Linked DNA regions of Homo sapiens: regions 2 and 3 are each linked to region 1. The links are chromatin contacts, found by Hi-C or POLR2A ChIA-PET in ENCODE. All regions are on one chromosome and are shown on one strand. Each heading gives the region's core, a stretch centred on a gene start or an enhancer-like site at or near the end of the contact. The rest is flanking DNA. Distances are from core to core; before and after follow the strand shown.

What was found. Hi-C counts contacts between places; a loop is a spot of excess contacts on that map. ChIA-PET counts read pairs that join two places held with the same protein, here RNA polymerase II (POLR2A). Pooled maps may share reads with other maps.
Region 2: POLR2A ChIA-PET joins it to region 1 with 12 read pairs in CD8-positive, alpha-beta memory T cell. The contact joins the promoter of LINC00566 here to the promoter of RNF6 in region 1. A Hi-C loop is called at or near these places in 1 of 168 maps with a recorded cell type or tissue (mammary epithelial cell). POLR2A ChIA-PET finds 5 or more read pairs at or near these places in 1 of 52 experiments (CD8-positive, alpha-beta memory T cell).
Region 3: a loop to region 1 is called in a map of B cell, with 33 times the contacts of the local background. The contact joins the promoter of CPAP here to the promoter of RNF6 in region 1. A Hi-C loop is called at or near these places in 3 of 168 maps with a recorded cell type or tissue (B cell, CD8-positive, alpha-beta T cell and ascending aorta), 1 of 37 single-sample maps with no recorded cell type and 12 of 50 pooled maps. POLR2A ChIA-PET finds 5 or more read pairs at or near these places in 1 of 52 experiments (OCI-LY7).

The regions. Positions count from the first base shown.
Region 1 is chr13:26,219,876-26,224,847 of GRCh38, forward strand. RNF6 (ring finger protein 6) reads right to left here and starts at 2,439. Exons shown (of 5, transcript NM_005977.4): 1 at 2,128-2,439; 2 at 1,373-1,455. RefSeq lists enhancers at 1,211-2,092, 2,093-2,974, 2,120-2,499 and a silencer at 1,620-1,669.
Region 2 is chr13:24,328,566-24,333,537 of GRCh38, forward strand. It overlaps LINC00566 (long intergenic non-protein coding RNA 566), which reads left to right and starts at 2,885. Exons shown (of 2, transcript NR_131903.1): 1 at 2,885-2,971. It also overlaps the pseudogene NUS1P3.
Region 3 is chr13:24,920,807-24,925,778 of GRCh38, forward strand. It overlaps CPAP (centrosome assembly and centriole elongation protein), which reads right to left and starts at 2,055. Exons shown (of 17, transcript NM_018451.5): 1 at 1,955-2,055. RefSeq lists enhancers at 1,199-2,100, 2,101-3,002.

The sequences.
Region 1 (4,972 bases), core at 1,189-3,688:
AAGCCATTAAGTCAGACTGGATTTGGGTTTACCACACAATGCTCATGCCTGAATACCATAGTGATTATCTCATTTTTGACCATGTTGACGATCTGGAAAAGTTGATCCAGAAGTCCTCATTTATGTTTCAGGATCTGGGTACTTCACATTAATTACAAATTTTAGGCTTGAATTATGCACATTCTTCACTTAATGAGCAAAGGGATACTGGGATGATATAATTTACATTTGTTTTCAGCAAGGTATTCTTTCCAAAATAAGGCTCATGAATGTAATATTATCCCCCACTGCACTTTGATGAGGTGAAAATCATTTAGCCTAATTAATATCTACTGAACAAACTGGAAGGTGGTCTCTTATTAAAGCTTACCAGGAAGACTTTGAAACCCAACAGGAAACAAGACATCATGTATGGCTCAAGGATTGTGAAAGTGCATCAGAGCACTTTGTATCACCCCATATCAAGCCTCATCCTTAAGCCTGGAATGGTTAGTCCCAGGAGTTTCAGAATGCCAGTGAAACTTCCTGACTTTGCCTAAGAAACCACTATTTTTGGATTATATTTAAGTGTCACTCCTGAGAAGCTCACTTTTAAATTACATGGAAATCAAGAGAGAAAGATGTTTGTTTCACAAATATTTTAGAATTTCTTAAATACATCTATTCAGTAAGTCACACTAAAGCAATGGTTCTCAAACTCACTTAAGGGTATTTTTAAAAATCTAGATGCCCAAATCTCATCCCCAATCCTTGATTAGAGTTTTCCAGGGTAGGACCAGGTCTGCTGTTAAGAGCTAATTTGGGTGTTCTGCAGATGAAATAAACTATTCCTCGACAATTTCTGGCATGTCACTAAAGGGTATGAGTAATACAGCACCTGACTCAGTAGAGGCTGGAGGCTCAAATGGCTAGGCTACCAGTGAAGCAACTGTGCAACTCTGCCTCTCGAAATACACTAGGTATTTAATAAGCAAGCTGCTTTAAATATAAGGTGAAATTAGCCTACAAGTCTAAAATACTGTTGGAGTAAGCAACTATTCAATTTCACCTGTAACACTAAATTACAAATTCAAGGATTTTTTTCACTGTGGTTATTTTATTATGTCATTTTGAACAAATGACCTAGTAACATTATCCACTCAAATATGAATTAACACTACTAAAAACTCAAGATCTCTATCTTCAGATTAAGACCATAATTAGCAAAGAGCATATTTCGTAGGTACAGCAATAATAGGATTTTTGTAATAAATAATTTTACAAGTTGAAGCCTATCATAAAATCAAGTTACCCTAATATTATTTAAAACTTGAGCTTCTCCTTAAAGGTAATTTTCTTATACAGTTAATCACAATGAAAACAAAGCGAATACCTTATTTTCCTTTCAACACGCTTTTAACATATGCCATGGTATCCATCCTTCAATTGTTTGTGCCTTTTTTGAGAGCTGCCCATCTGAAGCAATAAAAGAGAGTTGAATAATTCAATAAACTGTTTCTTTAAAGGCCAGGAACGGGTGGTAGTCTCCCCACTCTGCTGCAAAGCCAAAGCAAATTCTCCAGTGGATTTTGTTAGACACATCTAGAAAATTAGATCCCCATACAATTAGGTCACGAAAACCTCCCGCAAGGCCCCTACCTTCCGCAACAAACTTAGGCCTTTCGTCCTACACTGTCACTGTTCCTGGGTTTACGCCTCCTCTCTCAAAGGCCTTCCTTCCTATCCCGTTCCCATTCGGATGTTACCAGGGTTAGGCGTCTCCGGCTTACTTCTAAACCTTGACTTTCTTGCCACCCCCGCCCTCCGTCCCGCTACTGGTTTCTTTCCCGGCCGTTGCGACGGAAGCTCGCGCCGGGGGACGATCCCCACTACGATAAATAAAGTGGGCTCAAGAGGCCCAACCAACCTCTTCCCAACCGAGCCTCAAGTAACGCTTCCCTTAGAGACCTAGATTCTCACAAGGAAGCAGGTGATAGACGGTGCATCCCAACCAATCACCAGCCAGCGGAGCGCAATAAGAAGGCAGTTAACCAATCGGAGAAGAGATGGGTGGCTCGAAGGATGGCCTGCTTTCCCCGGCGTCTCCAGGAAGTAGTGGTGGGACCCAGATCTTTCCCTCGAGCCCACCTCTCCAGGTCTTGGGCCTTCGCCCTCCTGTCCGGAGAACGTGTGCTGTGGGCGGCCGTTCTCTCGGGTGCTGGAGGCTGTGGTTGGGAGGCGGGATAGGCTTGCCGCCGCGCCTCCGGAGCCCGCTGTGCCCTCGAATTGGCCACTGAGGAGAGAAGCCGGAAGCCCGTGCTGCAGCGTGGGGTCGTCCAGCTGGAGGGGATACTCGGGAGGAAGAACGGCAGGCCCCAGCCCTTCTTTCCCGACAGCCACGCCGCCCACTTGGCGGCGGGGAGTCGCTCCGCAGCCGGCCCGGAGCTCGCCCGTGCAACTGAAAACTGCGTCCGTCGGGAGCTAGGGTGCCTGGCGTCCCGCGTTCCGCCCTCTTGCGCCGCCCTTACAGTGCCTCCTCCTCGAGGCCAAATGCCCGGCCGCTCAGCGCTCGTGGCAGCCGCGTAGTTGCAGAGACACGGTCTGCTTTCCAGGCTTGGGAAGTCCCAGCACTTAACTCTGCGCGTCGGTGTCGCTCGTTTGCCAGCCAGACTATAAAGTGCACCCAACGGTGTATGCGTCTCTTTACTTCCGGGTGTAACGTACTACCCAGCCAGGCCCTTTCCCTTGCTGTGCTTTGGAACCTGGAAATTACAAACCCTAATAAATTCTGAAGTCTGTCTGTCTGTCTATCTCTATTTGAGACAAGGTCTCATCCTGTCGCCCAGGCTAGAGCGATCGTAGCTCACTGCAGCCTCCAGCGATCCTCCCTCCTCATCCCAGTAGCTGGAACTACAGGCGCTTGCCATTAATTTCACATTTTTTCTTTTGTAGAGACGGGGGTCTCGCTATGTTGCCCAGGCTGGTTTCGTACTCGGCCTCAAGCAATCCTCTCACCTCAGCAAAATGGGATTACAGGCATGAGGCACCGCACCCCACTATATTTTGTGTTTTTTCACCTTCCCGCTAGGAAAGCAGTTTGAAACTCCCAACATTCCTCCCTCTGATTTTATTTCTGAGATGTGAGGCTTACTAAACTTACCTCACCGTTAGTTAAGATGCTGAGTAGGTCTCTGTCTAACCTGGTATAGTCCCCTTTCCTGACATCCCTACCATCTGATGACTTCATCACTGGAGAGTGCTCACAATGCCGTTACTTGTTATTCTTCCGTTTGTTCTTTCATTTCTGCATTAACTTTTGAGGAACTACCATATCCCCATTATTATGCTGGGCACCTGGATAACAAGCTACATGCAGTCCTTAGCATCAATGAGCTACCAGTGTAGTAAGGATCTATGGACAAGTGTTTAAAATAAGCATATGGATATGGATACTAAAATGGAAATATATAAAACAGCCTAGAAAGCCCTTCCAGATCTTTCTTCTGCTTACATTTACAGGCTGTTGTCTTGGCACTCCGAAACTGCTTGAAGTTCCGCCACAAGATATGGGAACTCCTAAGCAACCCCCAACTCCACTTTTACCTAATTTCCTCTGTCTCCCAAAACTCAGCTCAGTTCTCATCTTTAAGGAATTTTTCCTGATACCTCTGAAATAACACCCTTACCTCACCCTCCAGCCCGATATTTACACATAAAACTAAGCAAATGTCCCTTTTGGGGGCTCCCATACTCCCTCTATATATAAAACCCTATTTTAGCATGTATTCATGTATTTAACAAATAGTGAGTGTGACTATGTATTAGGTGCTGGTGATGACAGCCGTGAATCAGACAGTCATGTCCTCATAGAATGAAGTCCTTGCCCTCTTTTCCCATGGAAAAAGAGCCATTGAGCAAATACTTAAGATGATTTTCTGTTTTTAGGTCTTTACTACCTAGAGTCTGAACTGCTTAAGTGTGATCAAATGGTCTAATTCATTTTTGTAATCCCAGAACTTAGCACAGCACTTGGCAGAACATTCTCCTCAGCCTACTGCATAGATGAGCAGAGAAAAATGCAATCTTTTGGCAAACGGGATTAATGCACACAGTACAACGACTTCAGATATTGTGAACACACATCATAGAAAATAACAAGTAGAAATCATTTTTAATATCTGTGAATTTTGGAGAGTGCAATCAAATGCAATAATCCAAGTGCAAATACTTTTTACATGTTGAGTGGAAAAGACATATGTGTCTCTTCCTATTTTTCCTATTTCCTATTATATACCCTAAGAATAAAAAAAAAACTATTATAAAAATGTCTAAATAAAAATCCAATCAAGTGATTTACCAGGTAGGAAGTTGCAGGTTTTTGTGAGTAGAGAATCAGGTAATGTATGTAACTTGAATCCAACACCTTGCTTCAGTTTTTGTAGTCCAAGACAAAATGACTACAAAGAGGGGCTTAGATACAACAGCTGGAACAGACAGATGAATCATTCTGGATATCTACTCCAGGTCTCAGAACCTGCCAAGGTCTCTGGTCTAATTAATTTCTGTTTATTGGATTGGTACCTGGCCTTTGTAGTGTGTATGCCTCATGTAACTCCTGGACTTTTTACAATTAGGAATACAAAGATCTAAAATAATTAAAACCATAACATTAAAAGGATTCTCTGTATATCTGGTAAATTATGTACTTGTCATGTTTAAAAGATTTTGGCTTCATAAAACGACAGCCTTAATTACAATTTAAAACAAAATGGAGCACTCGATTTCAAGTTTTAAGTTGAAGTTGAAATCTTGCTAAGTTTATGGATGGCATCAGAGCAGCAAAGAGAAATATAGGCTCCCCATATTGTTTTATTATTAGTTTAAAAATTATTATATAAGATTTAAAGACGAAATTACATGTAACATTTGAAGTACTTGTGAATGAGATAAAATATTAAATGTATAAATACAGTTTAAAATGTTGGTTTGAAGA
Region 2 (4,972 bases), core at 1,635-4,134, 1.9 Mb before region 1:
GTGTATGGCCGTGGGCATCTCCTACATTAGCATCTACGACCACCAAGGTATTTTCAAAAGAAATAATTCCAGATTGATGGATGGAATTTTAAAACAACAGCAAGAACTTCTGGGCCTAGATTGTTCAAAATACTCACCAGAGTTTGCAAATAGTAACGACAAAGATGATCAAGTTTTAAATTGCCATTTGGCAGTGAAGGTGCTATCCCCGGAAGATGGAAAAGCAGATATTGTGAGAGCCGCTCAGGACTTTTGCCAGTGAGTAGCCCAGAAGCAAAGGAGACCCAAAGATTTGGATGTAGATATGTTAGTTTACTCAGTTCAAATGGTTGTCCTGATCCTGATTTAGTACTGAAGTTCGGTCCTGTGGACAGCACACGAGGCTTTCTTACCTGGCACATCAGATTGACTGAGATTGTCTCTTTGCCTTCCCATCTAAACATCAGTTATGAGGACTTTTTCTCTGCCCTTCGTCATTATGCAGCCTGTGAACAGCGTCTGGGAAAGTCGTGGTCATTGGTTGCATAATTCCATTTGAGGCTTATGGAGGAAAGGACCCAAGTGACTCTGATGTTTAGAAAGCACCTATGAAACCCTGTACACACCTAGTTCATAATCTTCATAATTTATCAACAAACAAAAAAGTGTCTTACTTGAGAGTGAGTGTGTGCGTGTGTGCGTGCACACATGTGCACGTTTGTATGTGTGGAAATAAACATAAATGGGGACGTGTTGGAGAAGGAAATACATAGACCTACAACTTTGAGCATATAGCAGTGATGTTTTAGGAACTGAAATGTCACACTTAATAAAGTCTTCAGCCCAGCTACTTCCCTGTTTTCGTGGGGAGAAGAGGGCCTGATTAGAACTGTTCTGGTTGTGTTTGGCGGGAGGGGAATAAATTTTGTTCAGTCCTTCTTAGTGACCAAACTTTAATTTTTAAGAATAATATATTGACTTACTGAACTGAAGCATTCTGAGTTGAAAGGAGCTCCAGAGGAAAGGAGTTCTGTGTTGCTCACATGTTAAAAGCTTGCTCACCTTCAGAGCAGAGGGAATACCTATCTTCAGATATCCGCCCATTTTCATCTCTTCATTATAGTCAAACAGTGTGACTTGAGAGTGTTGCTCTGGTGTCTGTATTCTGGCTTATGAAGATTATTTGAAAAACAACTCTTACTACATTGAAATGCAGACTTTAAAAAATTTAAATATGCGGCCTGGCGCGGTGGCTCACGCCTGTAATCCCAGCACTTGGGAGGCCGAGGCAGGCGGATCACGAGGTCAGGAGATCGAGACCATCCTGGCTAACACGGTGAAACCTGGTCTCTACTTAAAATTCAAAAAATTAGCCTGGCTTGGTGGCGGGCGCCTGTAGTCCCAGCTACTTGGGAGGCTTAGGCAGGAGAATGGCGTGAACCCAGGAGGCGGAGCTTGCAGTGAGCCAAGATGGCGCCACTGCACTCCAGCCTGGGCGACAGAATGAGACTCCCTCTCAAAATAAATAAATAAATAAATAAATAAATATTGGATTAGGCAGTCAGAAAACAAACCAAACAAGCATAAAAGGTCAATAAGTTGTAATCTTAAAAGTAAAGGTCAAAAACTCATGATAAGTGGAAAAAAAGTTTTGATTTCCTTTTTTGTTTGATGGGCAGTATGCCATATTATACCCAAACTTGGTTTAAAAAATATTCCCATCAACTATTTTTATTTAAAATAAACATTTGAGGGAAGTTACCACGGCAACTTTTTTTCCTCAAAAGTAACCTGTTCCTCTTTGGAACTGCACATTTTAGGGGCATGGTTAATACCTGAGATTTTTACTCAGTAAACCTGATGGTTACCGTGTGTAAAATATCTTTAAGTAGGATTGAAGGCCTCTGTGGGGAATAAAATATTGCCAAAGCCTATAAAAATAAATTTTACATGTTCTCTTTTATGACAGAGAGCAGCACTGGTTCTGTTATTTTTAAAATGAATAATTGATTTCTTGACTGGTGTTTAATATTTCTTTCCTCACTGCTGATTCTTAGATAGAAACCATTATTTATATTTGATAGACTGTTTTCAGAAAACTCTTATCAACAAGTGTACAATAGTTATCTAAAACTGTACATTTAGAATGGAGGAGTTTAATACTAGATCTCGGAAGTTTGAAAAATAGCAAAGAAGACTGGATTTGGAAAGCATGGTCTACAATTGCTTGTCAAATTCTGAAGCTATGAAGAATAAATGTTTCAACTTTAGATTATGAAACCCCATTTATGATTTTTTAAATACACTTGAAATAAAAATGATTGAACTAAATTTTGGTCCAGTGACATTACTTTGCACTGCATAGCCTATTATACATTGTAAGTCTTTTTGTTTTATTACTGAGATTTTTCTGTAAAGCTACAGCATATCTAATCAGAGAATTTCTGATTTGTTTCCTTATACTGTGATTATGTTATATTGAGGCATTTGTAGTGCAGCTTAAGACTGAATTTATGCTTTTTGTAAACATGATCGGTGTAAATGTCTTATAAACATTCTGGAGTATGTATAGCTTTAATGAATGAAATTTAATGGACCTGATTAAAATGAAGGGATTTAATCTTTGTTAAAGTGAAGTTAGTGGAATAAATTACCTACTGGAATATAGTCCAAGCCACTAAAGGTTTAATATTTGCATTTTTTTGCTTTTATTTTCTCCTTCCATTTATAAGTATATACTTGAAAGTACATCTGTAGCCTATGACTTGAGTCTCTTGAACTTCTAGGAAGAGGCAAACTACAAACTACCAGGATTCTGATTTCAGATATAGGCATTCCAGAATCTTCTCTTTATGAGTTCACCTGCTAGTACAATCTCCATAACTTGAATGGCATTGGTTGTTCTATAATTGCTGCCAAAATCATCACAAGCTGTACGTCATCAAGGCTCCCTTTGCACTCCCAAGAAGAACTGTTCATTTTAAACAAAAGTGTATGTCTTTATTTGTATTGGAAAATATTGTCTTTAAGTTGTTTCTTGTTGACACTCCCCTCAGTGGAAAAGTTACCAAATTAAACCTGTTTTATGGATGGCAGCTTGGAGCATAGCAAGAAGTTGGAGGATTTGAATTCCATTCCCAGTTCTCATTGTGTTTTGTTTCTTAAAACAATAATAATTGATTACTGTTATAAAGTTTAAAAGGTGGTTTTAATGTGAATAGCAAATTCTGGTATATTGTGACTAACGCTTAAGAATGCCTGTCTTTGAGAGGAAGGTGTTATAATATTAATGAACAGTGCCAAATACACTGTGCATATCTACAATTTAATCTTTGAATGTATGTTACTGGATTAGCTCCCTCCTCCTTCTTTGTGATGGTGCCATGCACAGAGTCAATCAAATCCTTGTGATGTTTTGTATGGACTTTAACAACATGTAAATAATGTGTAAAGCAAGTTTTTATGATTAAGGAATCAAATTTATTGAATTTTATTATTGAAAGTTGAAACTTAACATGTATGAACAAAAACCAATAAAAGAATATACTCTTTTCATTGACTATAAAAAATTATTTATTTTTAAAAATTCCACAAATACCATACATATTTATGGGATACACAGTGATGTTCCTATACATACAATGTATAGTCATCAGATCAAGGATATTAGCATATCTGTCATCTGAAATATTGATCATTTTTTGTGTTGGGAGAATTCAATATCCTCTTTTAGCTATTTGAAAATATACATGCTTGACTATAATCATCCTACAGTGCTATAAAACATTAGAACTTATTCCTCCTAACTGTAATGTTGTGTCCTTTAACAAATCTCTCCCTATATCCCCCTTCCCTTTCCACCCTCTAATAACCTGGGTTCTACTCTTTACTTCTGTGAGATCAACTATTTTAGCTTTTACATATGAGTGAGAACATGTTTAACTTCCTGTTCCTGGCTCATTTCACTTAACACCATGTCCTCCAGACTCATCCATGTTTTCGTGGAGGACAAGACTTCATTCTTTTTTATTGCTGAATAATATTCCATAATATGTGTGTGTGTGTGTGTGTGTGTGTGTGTGTATAAAATCACGTTTTCTTTAGCCATTCATCTGTTGATGGACACTTGGGTTGACTCCATAGCTTGGCTATTGTGAATAGTGCTGCAATGGACAGGGAGTGTGCACAACTCTTGGATGTACTAATTTTCTTTCCTTTGGCTCTTTACCCAGTAGTGGGACTGCTAGATCATATGCTAGTTCCATTTTTGTTTTTTTGAGGAAACTCTATACTGTTTTCTATAGTGGCTGTACTAGTTTACATTCCCACCAATAGTGTGTAAGAATTCCCTTTTCTCCACCTTCTCACCAGCATTTATTATTTTTTTGTATTTTTGACAATAGCCATTCTAACTGAAGTGAGATGATACCTCACTGTGGTTTTGATTTGCATTTATCTGATGATTAGTGATACTGAACTTTTTCCATATATTTGTTAGTCATTTGCATGTCCTTCTGAGAACTATCTGTTTGAATCATTTGCCCATTTTTAATTTTTTTTTTTTTTTTTTTTTTTTTTTTGCTGTTGAGATGTTTGAATTCCTTGTATATTCTAGATATGAATCCCTTGTTGGATGAATAGTTTGCAAGTATCTCTCACCCTATGCGAAAGTTAACTCAAAATGGATCAAAGACTTAAATATAAAACCTGAAACTATAAGAACTACTAGAAGAAAACACAGAGAAAATGCTTTACGACATTGGTCTTGGAAAAGATTTTATGAATAAGACCTTAAAGCACAGGCAACAAAAGCAAAAATAAACAAATGGGATTACATAAAAGTAAAACGCTTCAGCATACCAAAGGAAACAATCAATATAGTGAAAAGAGAACTGACAGAATGGATGAAATGAAGACTTTCAGAACCAAAGCATCCTGAGAGAGTGTCCCACTGAAGACCTACACACAACAGCCCACTAAGAGGTACACTTTG
Region 3 (4,972 bases), core at 805-3,304, 1.3 Mb before region 1:
AGTAGAGACGGGGTTTCACTATGTTAGTCAGGTTGTTCTCAAACTCCTGACCTCAAGTGATCCACCTGGCTTAGCCTCCCAAAATGCTGGGATTACAGGCATGAGCCACCGCACCTGGCCCATGTTTCCATGTATATGAAGCTGAAGAACAGGCAAAATAAACCCATAGTTATAAATGGCATATTGGTCGTTATCCAGGAAAATGGGAGTTGTCCTGTCTGTGTGAAAGTTGATCATACAAATTGAGTCATTCTTATAGCCAACTAAACAATCAAGAAGTCAAGAGGGAAAGGCACTCAGGACACACAACTTTGCTCCAAGAATGGAATTCTCTATAAGTCAGTATGCTGAAACTGCCGGTTGTAACCCGAGACCAATTTGATCTATAGATGCTGAGGTAACTTGCTGCAATTGTAGGACTAATTTTGCCCTCCACCATGGCCCACTCGGTAGGACCTGCTGCCTCCCCAGAACCTTAGGAGAACCAATGAACTTTCTCGAAGAGCGACAGATATAACAATTCTCTTTTTTATAAAACCTCCAGCTTTCTCTTTGTTCTTTGGACATACTGAAGACCACCTGGTCTGTACGCCTGGAACCGCCATTCTTTCTTCCCAAATAAAACGTTAAACTTAAGAGATTCATCTCCAAATTTTTGACTTCAACAACTGGGAAGGTTAATACAGGGGGTGGATACACTTAGGCTGTACACTTAAGATTAGCGCACTTTACTGGATATCTGTTATTCCTGAATAATTTGTAAAAACTTTTTCTAAGCAAATTGTTTTTCAGTAGGAAACCAATCTAAAAAAGTAATGACTTTTTTTTTTTCAAAATCAACCACGTAACTTTGCTTAATTTCAATGACCTTAGCAGAAAATCTTTCGAAATCCAAATTCAGAAGGGAGACAAACTACAAGGTCATTTCATAATATGGAAAACTAGAAAAATTCCCTACTAGACTGACAAGTGCAAGCAGTCTTGGGATGCAGCAGCCAGACTTTTGCATCTCCTCCTCCAACTCCCCACCAAACACACCTTCTATACCTTCAATTTCATGACCGCGATTCTAAAAATATATTTAATGTCAGCATGAAGTATAAAAAAAGCGTCACCAGAACCTGCTACTTATTATTGATACTGAGGTCTTGGTAAAGGGAGCATTGATAATATATATGCCGAGATAGGATTAGTATGTGGACTCAGACTTTACAGATATCAAAATCTGAAGGACACGGGTGCACGTGTATGTCAAACTCATCAAATGGAATGCATTTAAACATGTGCCATTTTTATTGTATAGCAATTATACCTCAATAAAACTTTTAAAAAATGTAACAAACTGACAGCCTTGAAATCTCCAGAAAGTGCTATGTAAACATTCTTTAAAGCAGTATTGAAAAAAAGATAAATTCTCTGCACGGTGAGGGAGGAGAGTGGATACAAACAGCAAATTCAAAGCCACTCTTAGACCGTGAGAAGTAACTAGTTGGTCTGGGAAGTGATTTAGCAGTCCCCTAAAATACAACACGTTCTTGAAAGCCATGAATCCACACGAAGCTTCAAGAGAGAAGCCCTTGACAAAGCTGGGGCAAGACCGGCCCTTAGGACAGCCAGCAACGCTACTTCACCACCCTGCTCCAGCGGACTGCGGCTGCCGCGCTGCCCACAGGAACTCAAGTTCCGCCACAGCCAGGTCAGAGAGACAGACACCCCAGAGAGGCCGGCTTCCCCAGCTCTGCGAAGAACAAAGCAGCGCGAATGAACGAAGCCACTGAACTGCCGTGGGCCTCAGCGCGCCCGTGGGCCTGAGCGCGTCCCGGCGCCCCGCTCCCTCCTCGCCCCGCCGAGCCAACCCCGAGGTCCGAGCAGAGTCCTGCCCGCCCACCGCCGTCCATCTCCGGCGCAGGGCGGCGGACAAAGAGCTCCTCCGCTCTTTTCGCCCACAAATTACCGCTCCGTGAAGCCTGGGCAGCTCAGCAGCACGAACCGACACCTCAATCTCCGCAGCATTTACAAATGGGCCGCCACAATCGCCGCCTCTGTCGGAGCCCCGCCCCCGTCCCGAGGTCCTGTGGGAAGTGAGGATCTCACCCGCGCGTCTGCGCTAAAGCGCAGGCACCGCTGAGCCCAGTGAAACTACAACTCCCAGTGACGCCACAGCGACGGGCGTTGCCCGGCGGGGGATGGACTGCGCGCCGCCTTCCGACCAGCAGCGGGCCAGTGGTCGACGTAGGCGGGCGGCGTGGCGGGGCGGAAAACCGTTTCCGGGAGAGACCTTCCGTGGTGGACGTCGCCCCAGGCTCCCACACTTAGAAAACTAAAGGGAACGCCTAACGGAGCGATGGATCTCCGTGTTCCCAGCAAAGCAGGGAGCACGGAGAGTCAAAGCTAACATAGAGCCCAACCGACGCTTAAAGGAGGTGTTTTGGGTTTTGTTTTTTTTTTTTCTATTTGCGTACGGTCTATTTTGTCGTTTTTTTGGTTTGGTTTGGTTTTTTTCTTTGTTTTCCGCTTTGGCTGAGGTGACTTAGTAAAGGAGAAAAAGGGCAGTCCGCTACACCATTTCGTAAGACGAAAATAACCCTATGAGAATTCACTCCAAAAATAGGCATCTTTCATCTCTCCTCAAATGGCTAATCGGTGGTTTGGCAGAGTGTGTCCATTAGATTCTGAAACTAGTTTGAATACTGACAGTGCAGAATTCAAGAAATTTTTTTGTTTTGTTTCGTTTTAACTGCCACGGCCCTTTAATCTAGGAAGTTACAGCACCGTGAGTTACCACAGTACTACATACCTGGCTTCCATGTCTGATTAAACAGCAGGCCAAGTAAAATGTTTAAAGAAATCAAATGAAGTGCCATTTATAACCGTTATAACTGAAACAAACGACTGCTAAAGACAAAACTATTTCACAGAAATTTGGTCCTCCAAAATTTGTTTTGCTTTCTACTTCAAAAAGAGTCTACTTCTCTAAATCAAGATTTCGGTTTTGCTTCTTTTTTCAATTTTTCTTTTCTTTTTTTAATTTTTATTTTTTGAGATGGAGTCTCGCTCTGTTGCCCAGGCTGGAGTACAATGGCGCGATCTCCGCTCACTGCAAGCTCTGCCTGCCGGGTTCACGCCATTCTCCTGCCTCAGCCTCCCGAGTAGCTGGGATTACAGGCGCCCGCCACCACGCCTGGCTAATTTTTTTATTTTTATTTTTAGTAGAGAAGGGGTTTCACCGTGTTAGCCAGGATGGTCTTGATCTTCTGACCTCGTGATCCGCCCGCCTCGGCCTCCCAAAGTGCTGGAATTACAGGCGTGAGCCACCGCGCCCGGCCCAATTTTTCTTTTTAATTTTCACTGTGGGTGAGGAAGCTAAAGCCCGAGACTTCCGAGATCACACAGCTACTTAAGATGCCAGACAAGGACCCAAACAATCTTCCTTTTCATTTATGATAGCCCTTTGGCTTGAAAGCATGCCCAAAAGTCTCATCATTCTTCCTAAAATGTGTATCTTTAAGGATAGTCGCAATATCCTCTATTTTTGTGCCTATATTTTATTCGTATGTTTTTATTTTAATATAGTATGTAGTGCCACATTGTTTGTTGATTGAATAAATAAATGAATCTTTTACCACACTCAAGTCTTAACTGGCTGTTAAATTAAGGTTATAATGTGTAAGTTTTCACCTGTAGCCCATGTAATTCTCAAAACTGCCCACTAAGCTTCAAGGGTTCAAATCCATTACAAGGTGGAAAGGCTAGTGGGGAGGAACTTCCATCTTCTACTCTGCCAGACAATAAAATGTTCTACCTTATCAGTGGTTCCTATCCTTGTTGCATCTTCAGATGGTGCTGTAGAGAAAAATTAGACTAACGGTTGTGGCACAGGGGTTTTAATGCCAGATTACCCGTTCTGATACAATTCTTTATGCCATCATAGGAGTCAAGAGGGCACTCCTATGTCATGGTTAAGAGTCCAGGATTTATCAGGCAGACCTGGGATCAAATCCTAGCTTGATAACTTACAAACAGCTTTGTAGTCTTCAGCACTCAACTTTTCTGAAACCAGTCTTCTCATCTGCAAAACAGGGGTGGATAATAATGAGACCTTCATAGGACTGTCAAGAAGATTACATTAAAAGAAAGACTATGTATGAAAAAGTAGCAAAAAACCTCCACATAGTAAAAAGTCAATGAACAGGAGGTGTTTTCATCTTTATAAAGAATTTAACTGTTGGTGAACTCTTGTCTACCAAAGCCTAGCTCTGTGGGTCTTGTCAAATGCTGTGCCAGACACAGAATAATACTTATTGTATTCCCAAATTATTTGGAAATAATTCTTTTTCATTATTTATTTTTTTGGAGACAGGGGTCTCACTCTGTTGCCCAGGCTGGTCTCTAACTCGTAGGCTCAAGCAGTCCTCTCACCTTGGCCTCTGAAAGTGCTGGAATTACAGGCATGAGCCACTGTGCTTGGCTGGTAATAATTCTTTTAATCAAAGTTGATCTGAGTGACAAAGAGTTGACAGCTTTTCATTGCTGGTCTGATGGTAGCAAGTGTCCACTCTATCCAGAGAGGACATGTCAGGTGCAGTGGCTCACACCTGTAATCCCAGCACTTTGGGAGACTGAAGCGGATAATTTGAGCCTAGACGTTTGAACGTTAGCCAGGTATGATGGTGTGCACCTGTAGCCCTACATACTTGGGAGGCTGAGGCAGGAGGATCACTTCAGCCCAGGAGTTGAAGGTTATGATCACACCACGAGACTACAGCCAGGGCAACAGAGTGAAACCGCCAACTCTTAAAAAGAAAAAAAGTGGGGGAGGACATCAGGGCTAGCCTGGCCAAGGAATGATTCCTATAGATCAGTCAGAGTGGTGGGAGAAACTATAGGGAAAGGAGCAGACCTTCTGAAAAGTCGGAAGCCTCTGCATAGCCTCCAGGGAGAATAAGCTGAAGGCAGCTGTTTTCTGACCCTG